Regions from separate parts of the Homo sapiens genome. Here region 1 is linked to region 2. A link is a contact called in ENCODE Hi-C or POLR2A ChIA-PET data. All regions are on one chromosome and are shown on one strand. Each heading gives the region's core, a stretch centred on a gene start or an enhancer-like site at or near the end of the contact. The rest is flanking DNA. Distances are from core to core; before and after follow the strand shown. Region 1 overlaps BABAM2 (BRISC and BRCA1 A complex member 2). Region 2 overlaps BABAM2 (BRISC and BRCA1 A complex member 2).

What was found. A loop is a pair of places that touch in the nucleus more often than their neighbours do. ChIA-PET counts read pairs that join two places held with the same protein, here RNA polymerase II (POLR2A).
Region 1: a loop to region 2 is called in a map of PC-3, with 14 times the contacts of the local background. The contact joins two enhancer-like sites. A Hi-C loop is called at or near these places in 2 of 168 maps with a recorded cell type or tissue (PC-3 and gastrocnemius medialis). POLR2A ChIA-PET finds 5 or more read pairs at or near these places in 9 of 52 experiments (A549, BJ, Caco-2 and 5 more).

Annotation. Positions count from the first base shown.
Region 1 is chr2:28,293,700-28,299,703 of GRCh38, forward strand. It overlaps BABAM2 (BRISC and BRCA1 A complex member 2), which reads left to right. Exons shown (of 12, transcript NM_199191.3): 11 at 4,639-4,792. Among named protein-coding and RNA genes, the nearest start is that of BABAM2-AS2, 14 kb to the right of the region's middle. Within about 2 kb of position 2,737, at least 2 of the 41 ENCODE cell types and tissues checked have a DNase peak (open chromatin) inside an H3K27ac peak, as active enhancers do.
Region 2 is chr2:28,250,005-28,256,806 of GRCh38, forward strand. All of the region lies in intron 10 of BABAM2 (BRISC and BRCA1 A complex member 2), which reads left to right. Among named protein-coding and RNA genes, the nearest start is that of BABAM2-AS2, 57 kb to the right of the region's middle. RefSeq lists an enhancer at 1-296. Within about 2 kb of position 1,512, at least 3 of the 41 ENCODE cell types and tissues checked have a DNase peak (open chromatin) inside an H3K27ac peak, as active enhancers do.

The sequences.
Region 1 (6,004 bases), core at 1,487-3,986, 45 kb after region 2:
CAAGTTCTTGAAGAATGCTTCAGAAATAGTTATTGAGACCGAGTGTAGTGGCTCATGCCTGTAATACCAACACTTTGGTAGGCCAAAGAGGGAGGATCACCTGAGGCCAGCAGTTTGAGACCAGCCTGGACAACATGGCAAGACCCTCATCTCTAAAAATAAAAAATTAAAAATTTAAAAAAAGAGAAGAAAGAAATGGTTACTGAAATTCTACTAAACAGGTGCAGACCATCCCCTCTGTGGATGAAGAGCCAACCAAGATTTAGTCTCTGTATATGGGAAGAAGGAAATAGGAAGCAGTTGTCAAAATAATACTGACACTAAGTAACTGAATCAAATGAGATGATTCTGCTCTAAGAATCAAACCTGACCCAGTAGGTTCTAAGAAAGCAAATGGCTGGCCAGGCATGGTGGCTCATGCCTGTAATCCCAGCACTTTGGGAGGCTGAGGCGGGCAAGTCACAAGGTCAGGAGTTCAAGACCAGCCTGACCAACATGGTGAAACCCCATCTCTACTAAAAATACAAAAAATTAGCTGGGCATGACGGCAGGCGTCTGTAATCCTAGCTACTTGGGAGGCTGAGGCAAGAGAACCACTTGAACCTGGGAGGTGGAGGTTGCAGTGAGCCGAGATCGCACCACTGCCCTCCAGCCTGGGCGACACAGTGAGACTCCATCTCAAAAAAAAAAAAAAAGGAAAGAAAGCAAATGGTTAAAGTGTTCAATTTTGATATAGCTGAAACTATGAGCCCCAAATCCTTGGAATCTGGGCGGTTCCTTCAGAGCAAGTTAGCTGTTGGAAGTCCTAAAGTAATTATTTTACTATGCATCAGAAAATCATGAGTTAACCTATAGGCAAAAGTTAAGTGACAGAAACATTTGGGGATAAGGAAAGCAAGTTTTAATTTTTTTAATCTTGACTAAGTTGTACCATTCAAATCATTCTTGTCAGAAAAATGTGAAGTATTTCTCATAAATATTTTAGTTATTAACTCATTCTTATGCATAGAACATTTTAAAATAAGCCATCATTTTATTGACCATTGACTGATATAGACAGGATACAGCTTAGTTAAGTTGAGCAAGATACTGTATTTTTAAAATTTTATTTTCTCATATGTGAATTGCCAGTTTTATCTCTGAAGTACTCTGACTGTTCCTGCTCCCCTAATAATACATTTACTGTGTGCACTGAGAAAGTATTCAAATTTTAATATTGGCTTCAATTACACTTTGTTAGACAAATCTCCATGGAGAAATAATAATGTAATCAATGCTTTTTGGGGACTGTGGTAGATATCAACATTACCTTGCTGCTGTTTTTTAAAAATCAGAACAACTCACTTGCCCAGGTAGATACATTTCCTTCATATTTTGAATTATTTCTGATGCTAACTGGGCATTTAGGGAGTCAAAGAAGATGGTTCCAAAATAGGTGGGAAAAAATCATTTTTTAGCATATTAAAATATTAATACCAGCAACTCATTTTCTACAAAACAAAATAATAAGAACGAAAATAGAAGGCATTCCAAAACCCGAAAAAGCCAGTAGCTTGAAAATCACATAGCCTGTGGTATTATCTGCATTGCTTTGGATACTGAGTGATGACTGTATTTGCTTTAAATTTATAAATTATTGCAATTGAGTTCTACTGTTTAAAATTGTTGCTTTCTTGTAGGGAAGCTCTCATGGTACTTTTCTGCTGGTAATGATTGCTTTGGAGGTTACTCTCAACCTTGTTTTATATTTGCAAAAGTGTACATAGTATAAAACAACTGAAGTCAAAGTATATGTGAATAGGCTTTTTTTTTTGAGACGGAGTTTTTCTCTTGTTGCTCAAGCCGGAGTCCAGTGGCGCTGTCTCGGCTCACTGCAACATCTCTCTCCAGAGTTCAAGAGATTCTCCTGTCTCAGCCTTCTGAGTAGCTGGGATTACAGGTACGCACCACTATGCCCAGCTAATTTTTTGTATTTTTAGTAGAGACGGGGTTTCACCATGTTGGCCGGGCTGGTCTCGAACTCCTCACCTCAGGTAATCTGCCTGCCTCAGCCTCCCAAAGTACTGGGATTACAGGAGTGAGCCACCGCGCCCAGCCACGAATAGGCCTTTTTAAAAAATTAATCAGAAGAGGCGCGGTGGTTCACGCCTGTAATCCCAGCACTTTGGGAGGCCAAGGTGGGTGGATCATCTGAGGTCAGGAGTTCAAGACCAGCCTGACCAACATGGTGAAATTTGATCTCTACTAAAAATATAAAAAATTAGCCGAACGTGGTGGCAGGCGCCTGTAATCCCGGCTACTTGGGAGACTGAGGCACGAGAATTGCCTGAACCCAGGAGGCAGAGGTTGCAGTGAGCTGAGATCGTGCCATTGCACTCCATCCAGCCTGGGCGACAGAGCGAGACCCTGTCTCAAAAATAAATAAATAAATAAATATTAATCAGAAGAAATGGAAGTAGTAATGAGAAAAGATACAAAGTTAATTTTAGAAAGCAATATTTGTGCAGAGTGACTGAAAACGTTACAGATCATGCTTTGCAATATGCAGGGACTCAAAAGCGATTTCTGAATTGAATTATTGATTTTAATCAGTCTTTCGTATTGTTCCTCTATACTATGAACTCTCTGCTTTGGCACCAACAGACATGTATTCAGACTGCCCTATTGTGGTACTTGAAAAATGTGACTAAAGAGTGGACATTCAAAATCGTGCCCTTTTCTCTGACTGTCGTGTGATTCATCTGTAGAAACCCCCTGCAGCACTGAGTCAGTCATCATCAGAGTCAAGTGCACTCCGAGTCTAAGAGGCCCTCCCAACTGGATGGTTTTTTGATTCTCGGGAGTTTTTTGGCTTCTCCTTAAAAGTCTGCTGCGGACCTAAGTTTTCCTTCAAGAAATCATATTGAGTGCTGAGAGTACCTAGTCCAAGTTGAATGTCACCCCAGACTAGAATAGTGATAGATGTATAATTATCTAGCATGTATTTTTATTTATTTATTTATTTTTAAGACGGAGTCTCACTCTGTTGCCCAGGCTGGAGTGCAGTGGCGCGATCACAGCTCACTGCAGCATCCGCCTCCCGGATTCAAGCGATTCTTCTGCCTCAGACTCCCGGGTAGCTGGGATTATAGGTGCTTGCCACCACGCCTTGCTAATTTTTGTATTTTTAGTAGAGATGAGGTTTCACCATGTTGGCCAGGCTGGTCTTGAACTCCTGACCTCAGGTAATCCACCCACCTCCGCCTCCCAGAGTGCTGGGATTACAGGTGTGAGCCACTGTGCCTGGCCTAATTATCTGGTATGTATTTTTAAATATATCTTCCTCATGTAGCTAAAAAGACGAACCTTATACATACTTCATAATGACAACTTTAGCTTCCTAAATTGTGACATAGTGAATGAGTCGTAAGCAGGTTATGCCAGTGTCCTCTGGAGTAGGAGAAGGCAATGTGGGGCATAGTAGGAGCCGAATGTTTGAATCATGGGACTAGATTTGAGTCTTGCCCCTGCCTGACTATGACATGAGCAAGTTAATATACCTCTTAGAGTCTCTGGTTTGCTCACCTGTTAAATGCAAATGTTGAAGATAATGTCTCTGTCATGGAGTTCTAAGTAACAAATCAGATAACGTGTATAAAGATACCCTGTAAATCTAGAAAATTCTATACTTGTTTTTCTTATTATTTTTATGCTGTTCCTATTCTTTGTCCTAGAAGTGGATAACATTCATACACATATACGTTATATACCTTTAAGAATGTGTTATTGAAACAGTCTGTGTTTTTAATGATGATTTGCCTCAACTAATAACAAGTCAGTTTACTTTTAAAAATTGAGTTAAAGAACCCCAAAATGAAAGATAAAGCATATAACACATGTTAACAGCAAGGATTGGAATTAGCCTGTACTATCACAGCAAACATATTTAGTGCTCAGAGTAGTACCTTATGCGTTCCATTAAGGAACTCCCACTGATTTAGGAGATATAAATATATGTGGTAATGCATATGGAAAAAACTGAAACTGCTGAGTATCAAAATTCACTGCTTGATTGGAAGTAGAGTGATAACTTCATTTTTCCTGGTAGTCTGGTTGCCATATCCTATAAAGTAGAAAGATTATCACCTGCACTCTTACCGCTTCTCCAAATGCATTCTTGAAAAACAGCCTCTGTCCCACTGCCTCCATCAAATTATAGATGTGGAATACATTGCCCAACCCTTGAAGAGTTTATGTTATAATAGACACTTAAAACAGATAGAAAGAGAACTCTGCTATGGAATATTGATCCCGGGAAGTGCTAGAGAGGAATGTCAGATGGTTGCAGGCACCCAAGCATCCTTCCCTAAGCTTCTGTGACCATTTCAAAGCATTCTTACAGCACCTACACATCATGCCTTCTATTGGTGACATTTTCACCCACGTGTGATTTGCCTCTAGATTATAAACTCCTCGAAGATGGAGAAGTCACTTTGTATTTCTTGGTGCCTCTCTATACACCACACCTTTCATCCAAACTGCAAGCAGTATTTGTGGTTCAAATAGAGTTTCGTACCTAACATTCGGATTTAGTCAAAAAAAAAAATCTTAAGATGTGTTTATGCTCTAACTTTCTTTTTCTTTCTTCTGTCTTTGCAGTTGACCTGCCTCTGTTTTTCCCTCGAGACCAGCCAACTCTCACATTTCAGTCCGTTTATCACTTTACCAACAGTGGACAGCTTTACTCCCAGGCCCAAAAAAATTATCCGTACAGCCCCAGATGGGATGGAAATGAAATGGCCAAAAGAGCAAAGTAAGTGAATCTGTCGTTATTTCCAACAGGTAAGAGCATTTTGTTTATCTAGTCCAGGGGTTGGCAAGCTACTGCTTGCAGGTTAGTTCCTGCCCTGTGCATGTTTTTGTAAATAAAGTTTTATAGAAACACAGCAACACCCATTTCTTTACTTATTATCTGTGGCCGCTTTAATGCTACAGTGGCAGAGTGAGTAGTTGCAACAGAGACTGGATGGCCTAGAAAACAAAAAATATTTACTGTTTGGCCCTTTGTAGCTTCATCAGGAAGAAGCTGATCTACATCTGAAAGTGTTTCCTTTTTCTACTGTTTCTGTTGGTCTCTAAAATTAGCCATGACAGCTTTTGTTTTTTTTCATGGAATGTAGAATTTATCAGAAAACTACCTCTCTATTTAGAGTAGAGGATAAATACTAAATAGGAATTCGAGTTGTGGGTAAATGGCATAAATGATGAAAATGTTGGCAGCTACTTTTTATAGTTTTTTAAAAAATGGAAAATTTCAGGTGGCAGTAAACAAACAATTTTTGCTTAGTAGTCAACACCTGGAGCCGGTAGCTACTCTTTCATATGGAAATGAATCTCTGAATTCTATACCTCATTGCGTCTCTGCAGTGTATACCATAGCTGTTGCCCAAAGTAGGACCTGTGTATTTCTTGGTCAAATAAACAGCTACACAAATAGCTTAGGGCTATTAGAATAGATATGGAAGTAGGATTTCATAGAGGTCGAAGTTAGCTAAAGTTTGGAGTTTAGAGGTACAACTATTGCTCATGAACCTCTCAGTGTGGAAGGCCTCACTTCAGTCATACAGAATAGGTAAATATAGAAATATGCTGAGTGTTTTTTATATTTAAGACTTTGGTGTCTGGAACATCAGTCTTCATAAACCATGACCTCCTAGATTGAAGAAGCAGTGGATCAAAATCATAGTTTCCAAAAATAAATCGAAGAGTGCATGTGGTTATAACTTTATCGCTTGGAACAGTCATATGCTTCACACCTGTGATCCCAGCTGAAGGATGATCAGATCCAAAGTATCACACAAATATAGACTATCTATTAGGCCTCCTCTTCATTTGCTCATCCAGTATTTATTAAGCATCTACCATGTTCCAAGCATTGTGCTCAATGCTAGGAATATAATGATAAACGAATTAGAAATTGTCCCTGTCTTCATGGAATTTATAGCCCAGCAAAGAAGATAAAGCC
Region 2 (6,802 bases), core at 262-2,761:
CAAAAGGTGACAAATAGCGTGATGGAACAAAGTAAAAGGCTATGAATAGAGAATAAGAAGGAGATGCTGTGAGGAAGATGAGGAAGATGCTGTGAGGAGATGCTGTGAGGTCTTCCCTATGCTTCTATAGGGAAGACCTCCTATAGAGGGTGACATTTCCGCTGAGACCTTAGCAGTGATTCAGACAGCCAAGGAAGGCAATTCCAGGGAAGGCAGTCCCTGTGCAAAAGCCCTGAGCCCTGAGGCAGCAAAGAGCTCTGCTGAAGCAGGCGTGGCTGGAGCACAGTGAGTAAGGGGAAGGGCATTTGTTGAACTTTTTTTTTTTTTTTTTTTTTAGCTATCTAATATTGAATTACTTTCTTAGCGGTTTATTCTAGAGATTACAATATGCATCTTTAACATAATTGCCTTAAGATTAATAATACCTTCATTCTGGTAAAATATAGCAACATTGCTCCTTGTCCTCCCGCTTATTTGTTCTATTAATTGTCATATATATTACATGTATATATGTTATAATATAAACACAACAATATAGCTTTTTCTGTCATTACTATAAACAATCATATATATTTTTTTCTTTTTTTTTTGTTTGTTTGTTTGTTTTGTTTTTGAGACGGGGTCTCGCTCTGTCGCCCAGGCTGGAGTGCAGTGGCACGATCTCAGCTCACAGCAACCTCCGCCTCCCAGGTTCAAGCAATTCTCCTGCCTCAGCCTCCTGAGTAGCTAGGATTACAGGCATGTGCCACCACTCCCGGCTAATTTTTTGTGTTTTTAGTAGAGACAGGGTTTTGCCGTGTTAGCCAGGATGGTCTTGATCTCCTGACCTCGTGATCTACCCGCCATGGCTTCCCAAAGTGCTAGGATTACAGGCGTGAGCCACCACGCCCAGCCACAGTCTTATGTTTTTAAAAGAGAAAAAAAGTTATCTTTGGATTTTGCCCTGCACATTATTTCCAGTGTATCTTTGCAAGACTTTGATTGCTGTGTTCCTCCATTTCAGAGCTGTAGGATTGGGGCTGGGGTGGCAGTGTTTATTCAGTCTAATGAATGATAAGGTTCTTACTCTGATGTTTTTCTTTATTTTAAATGACTAATGTTCACACAGATGTCTTAGTATTATTCTTTCTGTATTTGTCTTTAACTATCTGTTTGTTCATTTGTTCATTCATTGGTTTTCAGTTGACATTAAGTAAAAGGAAAGCAATTATTTTGTTTTTCAGAGAACACAGTTTCTGGTAAGACTTTTTTTTTTTAAGCCAGAGGAAATCAACAACTTCAGACTAATTCTGGTAGTCATTTAAATAATTCTTTCCTTATAGGCCTGTAATCAAGGCCAATAAATTAGAAATCAGGACAGCTTTTGAAATTTTAAGTAAAAATCAGAAGCTTCTGTTTATTGCTACAAATGCTTCTGCCGAGCTCTGATTTTGTCAGGCTCTCCAATTCCTGGTATAACCAAGGAAATTATTTGCATTGATGTCGCACTGTCACCTCACCACTAAAACACAAAGCTGTCGTAGTAGCAGCCACTCAGTTCCTGAGCTAAGCGAGGTAGACTTTCATCTGCCCGCTATAGAAACAGTGTTTCGTCGTAGAATATTTAGCACTCAACAAACAAGATGGCTACTACATAAATCGGTAAAACCAAAACTGTGATGTTGCTCAAAACCTGCTTACTTTTTTGGATACAGTTCACATCTTTATATAAAGGAATATACTTGAAAAGCAAATCGGAATCAGTAAAATAATTAAAATTAAGAACCACAATGCTATGTGTTAGAATTTGTTTCAAGCCAAATCTATAGAAAGTGTAATATTATTTTAGAATTACCATGTTTACCTCATATCAGACATAAAGATTCTTAGTTTAATTTTATCATTTCTAGTATTAATAACTATCAGGCTAGGTGCAGTGGCTCATGCCCGTAATCCCAGCACTTGGGGAGGCCAAGGTGGGTAGATCACCTGAGGTCAGGAGTTCGAGATCAGCCGAAACATGGTGAAACCCTGTCTCTACTAAAAATACAAAAATTAGCCAAGTGTGGTGGCACCTGTAATCTCAGCTTCTTGGGAGAGGCTGAGATAGGAGAATCGCTTGAACCTGGGAGGTGGAGGTTGCAGTGAGCCGAGAACGTGCCGTTGCACTCCACCCTGGGCAAGAGGAGTGAAACTCCATCTCAAAAAAAAAAAAAGCAAAAAAACTATCAAAGCAACAGGAATGAAAATTAATTATCAACAAAATATCAAACCAGTCAGTTCTCTAATATTGTTCCGAATGATAAAAGAATATGGAAAAAGATAAAAGAAAATTTACTAAATGCCTTTTTGCTTTAATTATGGGAACTACTGAGTCCTTTAGATACTTTTACATTTTGGTTAATTTTTATACTGAGACTTCCTTGAAAGTGGTTAGCTCTACTAGGCAAAGTGGTTTTCATCTTTTGATTATACACACAAGCACACCCTTCGCCCGGTTTACAGTTCAGAGAGCTCCAGTCCTTCAGCAACCACTGTCACTATTTTGACTCAAATTGAAACTTCTGTTTCATCTTTAGAGTTTACTTCCAGAAAGCCTGTTTTGTAATTTCTGACACTAGTTTGAGAACTTACTGGATTAATCTTCACTGGGAATATTGTCTTCATTATAATACCTTAGAATTACATGACCCCTTTTTAGTGACCTTAAAGGATTTCTTTTAAGGAAGAAGGTTGTAAATCACTTGCACAATCATGCAATGAATTTTTCCCCTGTACCCTCTTATATATGTTGTATGAATCTTTTCAGTTGTAATTATTGGATTAAGTAATTGCCAAAGCAAGTGTTTCTGATCAAAGAAAGGTCTTGAAAAATTAGCAATTTTGACTTCTCAGTGATTTTTGACATGCTGTCAAATTAACAACTGTAACTCAAGAAGTCATCTTACCCAGTGAAAGAAAGGAAGCTGTTTACAGAGTAACTCTTATGTTATTGATGTAGTTCAGTATAACCTTTTCTTAGAATTAATATTAAAGTACTGTTGACATTGGTGAAGCATGGGCATTATTATGTTTTGGTGCAGAGCTTCTGCTGTTGTTGAAAATAATAGCAATAACAGTTCACAGGTATGGAGTGAAGGCTGAGTGCGGTGGCTCATGCCCGTAATCCTAGCACTTTGGGTGGCCAAAGCGGATGGATCACCTGAGGTCAGGAGTTCAAGACTTGGCCAACATGGTGAAACCCTGCCTCTACTAAAAAAAAAAGAAAATTAGCCAGGTGTGGTGGCATGCGCCTGTAATCCCAGCTACTCAGGAGGTTGAGGCATGAGAATTGCTTGAACCCAGGAAGTGGAGGTTGCAGTGAGCCAAGATGGCACCACTGTACTCAGGCCTGTGTGACAGAGCAAGACTTTGTCTCAAAAAAAAAAAAAAAGTATGGAGTGTATACCATGCTCTAGACACTGTTCTCAGTACTTTGCATATGTTATGTTATTTAATCTGCAGAACATCTTTCTGAGGTTAATTACCAGAATAACCCATTTTACAAATAACAAAACTGGCACAGCAAGATTAAATGACAGAGCTAGTGTTTAAATCCAGGAATAGACTCTAGATCCCATGTGCTAAACTACATTACTCTGCTGTTTCAGATAATTGTTTGACAGTATCCCCAGGTATGTGTGATAAATTTCAAAAGCCTTTAGAGCTTCACGGAAACCCTGTAAGCCCCAAGAACAAGAGCAGAGGGTCAGTGTCTGCAGCCATGCACAGGTCAGAGAGATATGGAGACTATCTCATCTCTCAGGAATGGAGTGGATGTCTCAGCAGAGACATTACTGTTCTGAAGACAACGGGGCATTAAGCTGGAGTTGTTCCTCAGTGGAGGTGACAGGTTGTTCACTTATAATCCCCTGTCCTGTGGCACAAACTACTGGCTCAAGGTAGGGATTCATTTTTGGCCATTGAAAGAACAAAACTAAGCAGCTTATTAAGGAATGAAAGAGCTACTGATTACCAAAAACGTGATTTAACCTGTTTAGACATAGTGAATGTGGTCAGTTATAATGGTTTGTCATACAAAGTTCATGTTAACCTACAAGGTCAAATGCCTCCTGAGAAAGAGGTGATTTAGATGTGGGAGTAGCCCAGGTTCTAAGACGGTTGGAGGAGTAGGAACTGTGGCAAACTGCACACTCCTTTCTATCCTCTTCATTGTTGATCTCGGCTCATTCCAGCCCTGCTGCCCAGGTTCAAGCAATTCTCCTGCCCCAGCCTCCCAAGTATCTGGGACTACAGGCATGTGCCACCATGACCAAATAATTTTTGTATTTTTTGTAGATACGGTGTTTGACTATGTTGGCCAGGCTGGTCTCGAACTCCTGACCTCAGGTGATCCTCCCGCCTCGATCTCCCAAAGTGCTGGGATTACAGGCATGAGCCGCCACGCCCATGCCCAGCCCATTGTTGTTTTTTTTAACTGAATAAATCCAGACATTTCTGTGGGTTGGATCTGTCCTGAGAACCTGTTAATTAAAAAAAAAAAAATTATTGTAGAAATTTCAAGCAAACGTGAAAGTAGAAAGAAAAATATAGTGAACCGCTATCACCCATATCGCAGTTTGAATACCTTGTTTCTTCTATCCTGCCTCCTTTTTAATTTCCTGAATATTTTGATGCAAGGGAAATGTTGTTTTACCTATAAATACCTCACTATGTATCTCTAACAGATAAGGATTTTTTTTCAATTTTTTTTTTTTTTTTTTTTTGAGACAGGGTCTTGCTCTGTAGACCAGGCCAACGTGCAGTAGAGTGATCATCTAGCTCATTGCAGCCTCAAACTCCTGGACTCAAGGGACCCTCCCACCTCAGCCTCCAGAGTAGCTGGGACTATAGACACACACCACCATGCCAGCTAATTTTTTAAAAATTTTTCCATAAAGACAGAGTCTCACTATGTTGCCCAGGCTTGTCTCAAACTTCTGGCCTCTAGTGAACCTCCCACCTCAGCTTCCCAAAGTCCTGGGATTGCAGGCATGAGCCACTGCACCCAGCCCAGATAAGGATTTTTTAAAAAGATATATTGACGATAGTATTATGACATCTAATTAATTAATATCACCTAATACCCAGTTTGTGTTCAGATTTCCCCATTTGTCTCAAACGTGGGTTTTTTTTAGCACTTGCTTTGTTCAAATCAGGATCCGAACAAGTAAGAATCCGTGAATCTTGAAAGCCTTTCTTTAGAAAATAGGAGAAAAAGTGTTTTTAGTTATTTCATTTAGAATCTGAGCCATTCCGTCTTTTTTTTAAGATGGAGTCTCACTTTGTTGCCCAGGCTGGAGTGCAGTGGTGCAATCTCAGCTCACTGCAACTTCAGCCTTCCAGGTTCAAGCGATTCTCCTGACTCAGCCTCCCAAGTAGCTGGGATTACAGACATGCACCGTCATGCCCGGCTAATTTTTGTATTTTTAGCAGAGATGGGGGTTTCACCATGCTGGCCAAGCTGGTCTTGAACTCCTGACCTCAAGTGATCCACCCACCTTGGCCTGCCAAAGTGCTGGGATTACAGGCATAAGCCACAGCACCCAGCTGCCATCCAGTCTTAATGCTAGTTTTTAATAGAATTCTTAGCACTAGAATGAACAGTTAGAGGCCATCTAACTTAGAAGTTTTTGTTTGTTTGTTTGTTTTTATATTTTTGAGACATGGTCTCACTCGCTCACCCAGGCTGGAGTGTAGTGGTGTGATCTTGGCTCACTGTAGCCTCAGCCTCCCAGGCCCAAGTAATCCTCCCACCTCAGCCTCCAGAGTAGCTGGCATTACAGGTGTACACCACCACACTCAGCTAATTTTTGTATTTTTTGTGGAGACAGAGTTTCACCATGTTCCCCAGGCTGGTCTTAAATTTCTGAGCTGAAGTGATCCGCCCACCATAGCCTCCCAAAGTGCTGAGATTACAGGTGTGTGCCACCACGCCTGGCCTAGCTCAGAAGTTTTTAACAGGTGTTTTTTTTTGTGCCAAAGATTCCTTTGGTGAATTCCGTGGATCCATTCTGTAGAACAGTGTATTTTGCGTAAAATAAAATATACTGTGCTAAAAAGGAAACTGATTATGTGGAACCTGTTATCAAATCTTTAAAAAGTTATGATATAGAGATGTATCTATAATCAGATATATCATTTCTTTAGCAGATACATAGCTTCTTTGTTAACACATTAAATAGTAATATCCAGTAGCATATCTAATAACCACCATAATTTTGAAATAGTGATAAATGTAAATAATATTTTGAGATATGGGCAACACTTACAATTTGATATAAAAATACCTGTGATTTCTATTAGTACCAAAGTTATTACTGCTAAAGCCACTGCAGATTGTTGCCTATATTCATAATAGAAGGAAATGCTAAATTTCAGTTAAAGGTTGTAAAAACAAAGATACACATTTATGTAAAGAAAATGCGTAAAGATACACATTTTCCCATCCAAATTCCCAGATGCCCTGAATCCAAGGACGCTTTCAGGGGCAATGAGGAGAGATGCATGGACCTCAGATTGAGAATCTCTGAAAACTCTTATCATTTACTGAGGTATTGGCTGAGTACCTGGCCCAAGGTCATGCATGATATTAGTGGAAGAATAGGACTAGAAACGAAATTCCTTAAAATTCAATTAAGTATTTTTCATATGTTTGGATGGCTCACTTCTTTTTTTTTTTTTTTTTTTGAGATGGAGTCTCGCTCTGTCACCCAGGCTGGAGTGCAATGGCACGATCTCAGCTCACTGCAGCCTCTGTCTCCTGGGCTCAAGCGATTCTCCT